Linked DNA regions of Homo sapiens: region 1 is linked to region 2. Evidence: read pairs that join two places in POLR2A ChIA-PET (ENCODE). Cell type or tissue: HepG2. All regions are shown on one strand. Region 1 overlaps CLEC16A (C-type lectin domain containing 16A). Region 2 overlaps CLEC16A (C-type lectin domain containing 16A).

The links. Peaks named below come from ENCODE experiments on the same cell type or tissue, not always from the same donor. Only the 100,000 strongest peaks of a DNase experiment are listed, where the experiment ranks them.
Region 1: POLR2A ChIA-PET joins it to region 2 with 7 read pairs; 5 of 35 experiments call an interaction of 5 or more read pairs at or near these places.

The regions. Positions count from the first base shown.
Region 1 is chr16:11,137,087-11,141,086 of GRCh38, forward strand. All of the region lies in intron 22 of CLEC16A (C-type lectin domain containing 16A), which reads left to right. Among named protein-coding and RNA genes, the nearest start is that of SOCS1, 120 kb to the right of the region's middle. RefSeq lists enhancers at 3,062-3,640, 3,641-4,000. In HepG2, no CTCF peak of the experiment used is centred here; DNase peaks (open chromatin) are centred at 1,815, 2,425 and 3,085.
Region 2 is chr16:11,014,664-11,018,663 of GRCh38, forward strand. The region is part of intron 11 of CLEC16A (C-type lectin domain containing 16A); the gene reads left to right. Among named protein-coding and RNA genes, the nearest start is that of CLEC16A, 72 kb to the left of the region's middle. RefSeq lists a silencer at 2,049-2,343. In HepG2, no CTCF peak of the experiment used is centred here; DNase peaks (open chromatin) are centred at 2,178 and 2,538.

The DNA.
Region 1 (4,000 bases), 120 kb after region 2:
AAGTCATCAGAGAGCATGACTTGCATCTGTGTCTCAAGTCTGTATCTAAAGGAAAAGTCCATAAAATCACCCAAGGAAACATCCTAAGCCTTTTCTGTTGGTGTTTTTTTTCTTTGCTTCTGAATCATTTGTTTTATCAACCGCAAGTTCTCATTAACAGACAAGTGATAGGAGATGCCAAGGTGTGAAGGCCCCTTTATGGCAGAAAACCGAGAAACGAAAAATTCCTAGCCCTTAATTCTGTATGTAAGTTGATAAAAGTCCATCTTGATTTGATTTTTGCCTTAAAATCTCTCTGACTAGCTCAAAGACAATCCCCTGGAACAAGGTTTGGGAACCACTTCCCAAGAATTAGAGTGCCTTTGGGATCCAAGAAAATGAAATGCCAGCTGGGCGTGGTGGCTCACACCTTTAATCCCAGCACTTTGGGAGGCCGAGGCGAGTGGATCACCTGAGGTCAGGAGTTCCAGACTAGCTGGGTGACAGAGCGAGACTCCATCTAAAAAAAAAAAAAAAAAAAAAAAAGTGAAATGCCAACATGGTGAAATCCCATCTCTACTAAAAATACAAAAAGTAGCCGGGCGTGGTGGTGTGTGCCTGTAGTCCCAGCTACTCAGGAGGCTGAGGCAGGAGAATTGCTTGGACCTGGCAGGTGGAGGTTGCAGTGAACCAAGGTCGCACCACTGCACTCCAGCCTGGGTAACAGAGCGAGACTCCCTCTCAAAAAAAAGGGAAATGCAAATAAGCAGTATTGCCGAGTGCACAGTTGGTGGGAAGGAGAGTTAGTTCGTGAGGACCCACTAAGAATGGGAAAAACCAACTGAATCAAAAGGCAGAGATGCAGCAATAATGGTGCCTCAGAGACAGGCAGAAGCCATTTGATTTTCCACGTGGCCGTTTCCTTCATGCTGCTGATGGCCTCTTCAAAGCACGGCAGCTCCTGGGGGCCAGGGTACGGGACCGCCTGGTGGAGAAGAATTGGGGTAGGGAAAGAATTGGCATTTTTTAAAGGAACTTTTACAATTCCAAGGAAGTGACATGACAAACATGTTGACGAGGGTCAGGAAAAGGAAGGTTGGCTGAGCAAGCGTTTACTAAGGCCCTTGATGAATCAAATAAACACTGCACAGGGCTTACAGAGAAGCCTGGGGTCAGGGGGAGGGACTGTGAGCAAGTCTTGCCAGCTAGTGGGCTCTGTGGTGCTTCTGGCTTGGCACATGCAAAGGTGTGGCTGCAGGGTAGGGATGAACAGAGAGCTGGGAAGCTCAGCAGGGCCCGATAGCAAAGCGCTTTGTGAGCTTGCCCCATGGTTCGAATTTTATCCTAGAAGCAGCAGGAAGCCATTGAAGGTTCTAAGACAGATCAGGGGACATGGGTGGCAAAATGGACTTGGGTTTTAACTGACTGGAGTTGGGAAGGGCAGAGGAGAAGGGTGGAGTGGGAAGGCCACAAGACACATTCTGGCCCCTTCACTGCATGCTCACAGCTGTGCGTCAGGTGATGCCCGTGGGCGGATGAGAAAAGTCCCACAGGCTGGGGTGCGGCCTTCCTTACCTTTCTCTGGCCATTTGCCACTTACTTGTACTATAGGATTATATTGCTTGTTTCAAAAAACCTAAATGACCACTGTTTTCACTCAACAGCGTATCCTGGAGTGTTTTTCATTTTAGTTCGCAGGCGCACCCTCATTCGATTTTGACTGCTGCGATCATCTGGTCAAACCACTGTTCATTGAGCCAGTCCCCTACTGATGGATGTTTAGGTGGTGGCCAATTTTTTGTCCTTTAACAAATAGGCATCTCCAAGTGCCCTTGCGCAAGGGTTTCCTCAGGGTAAATAACCATGAAGTGAAAACAGAAATAGCTACGCTGAGAAACTAACAGGATTTGGTGACCAATTTGACTGAGGGAGTGGGAAGCCACAGAGCTAGCTTAAGGCAAAATCTTAAGAAGGCTTGGTTTCCCTCCCCGAATGTTCTCTGTGCATTTAGCTAGCAAGGGCATCTCGATGATCCCAACTTCTGACCCAACAGTCCTTGTGTGTCTTGTGGGTCTTGTTCTGTCCAGAAGGCCTTCGGGAGTTGTGGTGACTAGAAGGGTCCCCAGGAACTGGTGGGGGTCTCCGGGGTGGCCCACTCATAGCTTGGCTTGTCATCTCAGACAGAACCTCCAAGCTTGGCATGATGGAGACACCAGTGGGTTCTGTTCCCACCTCCTGGCACCTCTGCTGAGGTTACAGCTTTCTACACTTCTTTTCTCTCTATAACCAGAATCCCATGACTAAAATACAGTTTTCTTTATTTGCAGCTGTCCAGCCATGGCATTTAGTATAAATATGCTTTTCTCCAAAAACACACACAGTATTATTTTTTTTAACATCTCAAATTCCCAAAGGGCCAAAAGTCAATATTATCCCAGTGTGATAGGAATGGCTGTTTTGCAACATCTCTTCACACTTACACAGCCTGCTTGCTGAAGCCTCAGAGTAATCACAAAAACACATTCCAAAACCCATCAGCCTGGCTGCTGGATTGTTTTACTGTCTCTGTCACTCCCTGCTGTGAGCTCAGTCCTTGAAAGTCGCCGCCTCAGTTTCCATGTTGAGGGTGAGAAATTCACAGCGTGATTTGGGGAGCAGATGCTTCAACTGTATGAACTGCAAAGTTTGGACTGTGAAGTGCAGTGACTCCTCTGAAAATATTTGCTAGCTGGTAAAATTCAGGCTCATGGCATATGTGGTCTACTTCTAGCCTTACAGACTTATTTAAGGTCCCAGGATAAAAATCCTATTTATTGAATGCCAACTATGTGCTAGGCACTGGGCTAGGTGCTTTACACAAAATAAGGAGATAAGTATGTAAATACTGTATAAAGTTATTAGTCCTACTTTTATAGCTGGGGCAAGCAAGAGTCAGAAAGCAAGGTCCCCTGCCCGGAGTCTCAAAGTTCATCCCTGGAGAGGGTGCCTGCTTCTTCTACCTCTTCTACCGGCTTCCTGAGAACAAAAGTTATCTCTTGTCCTTTGTTCTTTCTCTTCCTGCTAAGTTGATTTGAAGGCTCTGCAGAGCTTCTGGGGTAACCTACGTGCCCCTTTGTTGTGGCTTTCTGAGCACGATGACCTCACCGGCCCACAGCTGGGTCTCCGGTGCTGGGTTCCAGGCACACTCCAGCCTCCTGGCTCACGGATGTCCTGTTGAACCTCACGGATGGCTGGGTGGCAGGAAGAGTCAGTGTGGATGGAATGAGCCTTCCTCAAAAACCCCCACCACCGCTCTTAGTAACCCGGAAAATGCTCTGAAATAGTTGACATTTACAAAGTCTTGGGCATTTGGGGAGAAAAACGTTCTTTTTTTGGCCAGATTTCCAGCATGAAGCCCAAGGGAAATGTCCACGGGCTCAGCACAGTGGTCTAGCATCTCAAAGCAGTGCTTGGCCTGGTGGAGGCCATGGCTTTCCCATCCTGCCCTCTCTCCACATCCAGCAAAGAACAAATGCAGAATCTGGCCTGTCCTCCTGTCCCCACCATGTCCCACAGAGTGGCCCTTTGTGCTGACCCAACACGAAGCACCTGAAAGGCTTGCTCAAGCTGCCGGACTTGAGCAGCTTGAAAGCCACCATCATCAGTGCACCTGCTGTGCCCAGGTGTAAGCCATTGTGTTGTTTAAACTGTGCCACAGCCCTGCCGAGGAAGCCATTGCAATCAAGAGGCTAGGGCCACACACCCTGGAGCCAGACCCCCCAGGTTCAAATCCACACCTACCCCTAGACAACTATGTGATGTCAGGAAGTTCTGTGAAGCTCCTGAGCCTCTGTGTCCCCTTCTTTCAAATGGGGCTGATGATAGGACCTGCCTCACACAGCAGGAGCTTAGCTGGGCCAGCATTTTACATGTGAGTGCTTCACGTTATCGTAGTGTCATAATGGCCACTGCTGTTGAGGAGGGAGCCAGGGCTCAGACGGATAGAGCTGCCTGCCCAAGGTCGCAAGCTCAGGGGTGGCAA
Region 2 (4,000 bases):
CAGTCAGAGCCCCCTGGAAATCCAGCCTCAGTGCCTCAGTCCCGGCCTTGGGGACCATAGGTGGAACTCTGTATCCACATAGCCTACTGAGCTGCTTTCCTTGGTGGCAGCAGTGTGGCGCCCGCACCTTGGGAGGGAGGCTGGCCAGTGACAACAGGGACAATTGGAGTTGGGGCCCGGAGTGGCACAGAACCGTGCCAACTTCAGGTGTAGCACTATGAGGAGGTTCCCTGTGACCCTGATCATCAGGGGAGGTCAAGTCCTCTTTGATGTCCTCTTCTAAAGATGATACTCACTTTAGAGCAGTGAGAATCTGGGGAGCCCTTTCCCCCAAAAACCTGCTACCAACTGGTCCCATGCCCACATAGCACTTTGCATAGAGCTTCAGGGAATTGGCAGACCTATAAGGGTTGTTTCAGTACCTATAAGGGTTGTTTGGATAAAACTATCAAAAAGAAGAGCAAGAAACCTTTCCTTGACATTTGAAGATCTGATCCGCATTCATCTAGAAAATTAAGTGGAGCCACTCACTCTACAGCTGTGCTAGCTGGATGAGGACTGTGAGGTGCAGCTGTGCGCACAGGTGTCACAGCCAGGGTGTGGAAATCCCATTTTGTGTGGAGAGGCCCATGTGGGTCTGGTTCTGCGTCAAGATGTGACACGGGGGTTGGGGGTGAGGAAGGGGGAGCGGTCCTGGCTTTGCTGCTGCATTTCCAGCTGTGTTAAGAATCACTGCACTTGTGGGTTTCTGTGCACTCATACTCAATATCCAGGGTTGGACCAGACGGTGGTTTTCAAGCAGTTTTGTGTGAAGCCGTAGAATTCCAGAAAGGGGCCTCATGGAGTGCACGAGGGAGCCCACGGCAGTCAGAGGCATTTGATGCCCACCACCCTTTCCTGGAGCAGCTCTGCGCTCATCTGCTGACTGTGGTGGGATGCCCTGGAAAATTGTCCTGCAAATTAGTATTCAGCTGCTTAAAAAAAAAGTTGGATGAGCTTGGTGCTGAATTGTCTTCACCCTCTTCTCTGCTCCGGAATTCTGCTGGTGTCCAACGAGATTAAGCCAGAAAGGGGACAACTACGTCACAAAGCTTGGCCTCCAGGCCAGGGTGCTGGGGCTTGGCCCTGTAACCTTAGGAAGTACTTGGAGCTGAGTTCCCACTGTGTCAACCAAGCAGGGCAGAGCTGAGCCTGGGGAAGGAGAACTTGCAGCTGTAGGGGAGGTGGGCCTATGCCACGTCCTCTGCCTCATGGGGCAGAGGCCAGAGGCTGGGAGACGAGGAGGAGGCTAGCCTCACAGGCTTGCTTGGGAGTCTTCAGATGTCTGATGGCAAGCCTTGTTAGTAAACACAAGCAAACCTATACATATGACATTTAAGCATACATCTCCCAAATATGTGTAAAAATTTATGTATTATAAATTATATATAATATGATCATGCTAGTATTATGGACAGTATAAAACAAAATAGATTTTAAAAGATGAGAAGCGTTAAAAGACCTACTGCCTAGGGAATCATCTTGCATGCCCACTGAGGTCCATACCCACTTTGGAGATGGCCAAGGTAGTTGGAGGACACTAGGTGCCTGAAGGAGGCTGGTGAAGGTGAAAATGGCAGAAGGGAAAGAGAATTATGTTTCCCCGACAGCAGTCTGCACCACGTTCGAACTCTTTTTTTTCTTTTTTTTTCTTTTTTTTTTTTGAAACAGAGTCTCACTCTGTCACCCAGGCTGGAGTGCAGTGGCCCAATCTTGGCTCACTGCAACCCCCACCCCCTGGGTTCAAGCGATTCTCATGCCTCAGCCTCCCCAGTAGTTGGGATTACAGGCGCCCGCCACCACACCCAGCTAATGTTTGTGATAGGTTTCACCATGTTGGCCAGGCTGATCTCAAACTCTTGACCTCAAGGGATCCTCTTGCCTCAGCCTCCCAAAATGCTAGGATTACAGGCATGAGCCTCCACGCCCAGCCCACATTCCAGCTCTTGGCCATATCTGTGTACTGTTTGCTCTGCTGTTTACTGGATAGCTTTCTTTGAATTGACTCACTTGTTTTTTTCCCAAAATTTAGCCTTATTCTAAGCACTAATATCCACAGAAGGCTTTCTGTGCAGCTAGAATTTTCTTCCAATGCACAATGAAATAAGTACAAAACTATGCAAACAAAGCATTTGTCCACACACCACTTAGAAAGCACTGTTGGCTCCCACCTGTGTGATGGGGCCCGCCCTGTGGGAGACTCTGATCTTTGACATCTGACTTCAGATCAGATGGGAGGGAAGGGGGATGGTGAGAGTGAACCTCACATAGGGCCGGGGCCCATGTGAATATCGGGGCGGGGGGGGGGGTGCTCCTCCATGCCAAGGGGTGCCTGCAGGTACAGTCATGCCTAACAGTCTGGGGAGAGTCTCTTGGGGCATGAGATATCTCCCCACGAGAACACTTTGTGACCACATTGATCACAGACTTTGTCGGGGAGTGGCCCACCCCGCCTCAGATCACAGCTACCATGAATCATTGCCACTCGGGCCCGCTGCCAAAACATCTCGTGTTGGGCTAGACCAGTCGCTCATTTATCACTTCAAGAGATACTTATTGTGTGCCTACTCTGTGCCAGACACTGGATTAGACAGTGGAGAACAAGACACATAAGACAGCTACAAAACCCCTGTTCTAGTGGAGGAAGGCAGACAGTAAAGAAGCAGAACAATAGAGAATGTAAGAGCCAAGTCACAATGAATGCTATTATTATTAAGTAAAATCAAGATAAGGGGGAGGAAGGACAAATCTCCTCTACAGAAGAATGCCAAATAATTTATGGAGATACGCGAAGACGTTTCAGAACCTAATGTCCCATTCTCTAAGTGTGGCCTGTGTTTACTGACTTTCTTCCACAGAGTATGGTATGGAAGGAGGAGGAAAAGTGACTTCACAGTGGCGAAAGCTGATGAACATTAGCTTGGCCAAGTATTGGAGATTAACATCAACAGTTATAAGTCATATTGATAGTATGTGCCCTGATAGGATGTGATGAGAAGGGTACTTCCCCTCTGTGGTCCTCCTCCTCAAAACCTGTAACCCCAGTCTAAATAGCAGAAAGACATTGCACAAACCCAGAGTGAGGGACTCTCAAGAATGCCTGACCAGTACTCCTCAAAATGTCCAGGTCATCACAAGCAAGGACAGTCTGAGAAACGTCACATCCAGAGGAACCTAAGAATGAGGACTCAATGTAAAAGGGATCCTGGAACAGAAAAAAGACATTGGGAAAAACTAATGAAATCTGCCCAAAGTGTAGAGTTTAGTTTAGTTAATAACAATTTTTAAAGAGGTATTAAAAAAAAAAAAAAAAAGGCAGGTGAAGGCCGGTGTGGTGGCTCACGCCTATAATCCCAGCACTTTGGGAGGCCAAGGTGGGAGGATCATTTGAGCTCAGAAGTTTGAGACCAGCCTGGGCAACATAGTGAGACCCCATCTCTACAAATACTAAAAAATTAGCCGGGTGTGCTGGCATGTACCTGTGTTCCTAGCTACTCGGGAGCCCAGGTGGTCAAGGCTACAGTGAGCCATGATCACACCACTGCACTCTAGGCTGGGTGTCAGAGCAAGACCCTGTCTCAAAAAAGAAAAAAAAAAAAAAAACAGGTGAAGAGGGCGTCCAGGAAGATGTCTCCGTGGAGGCGACATGTGAACTGAGCCTTGAATGATGCACCCCAGTCACACCTGGCTAGGAGAGACCTGGTGTGAGAGCCTTCCAGGCAGAGGAAATTACTGTGTAAAGATCCTTGGATAGAAACAAGCTTGGGCCAGGCGCGGTAGCTCACGCCTGTAATCCCAGCACTTTGGGAGGCCGAGACAGGCAGATCATGAGGTCAGGAGATGGAGACCATCCTGGCCAACACGGTGAAACCCTGTCTGTAATAAAAATACAAAAGATTAGCTGGGTGTGGTGGCGGGTGCCTGTAGTCCCAGCTACTCAGGAGGCTGAGGCAGGAGAATG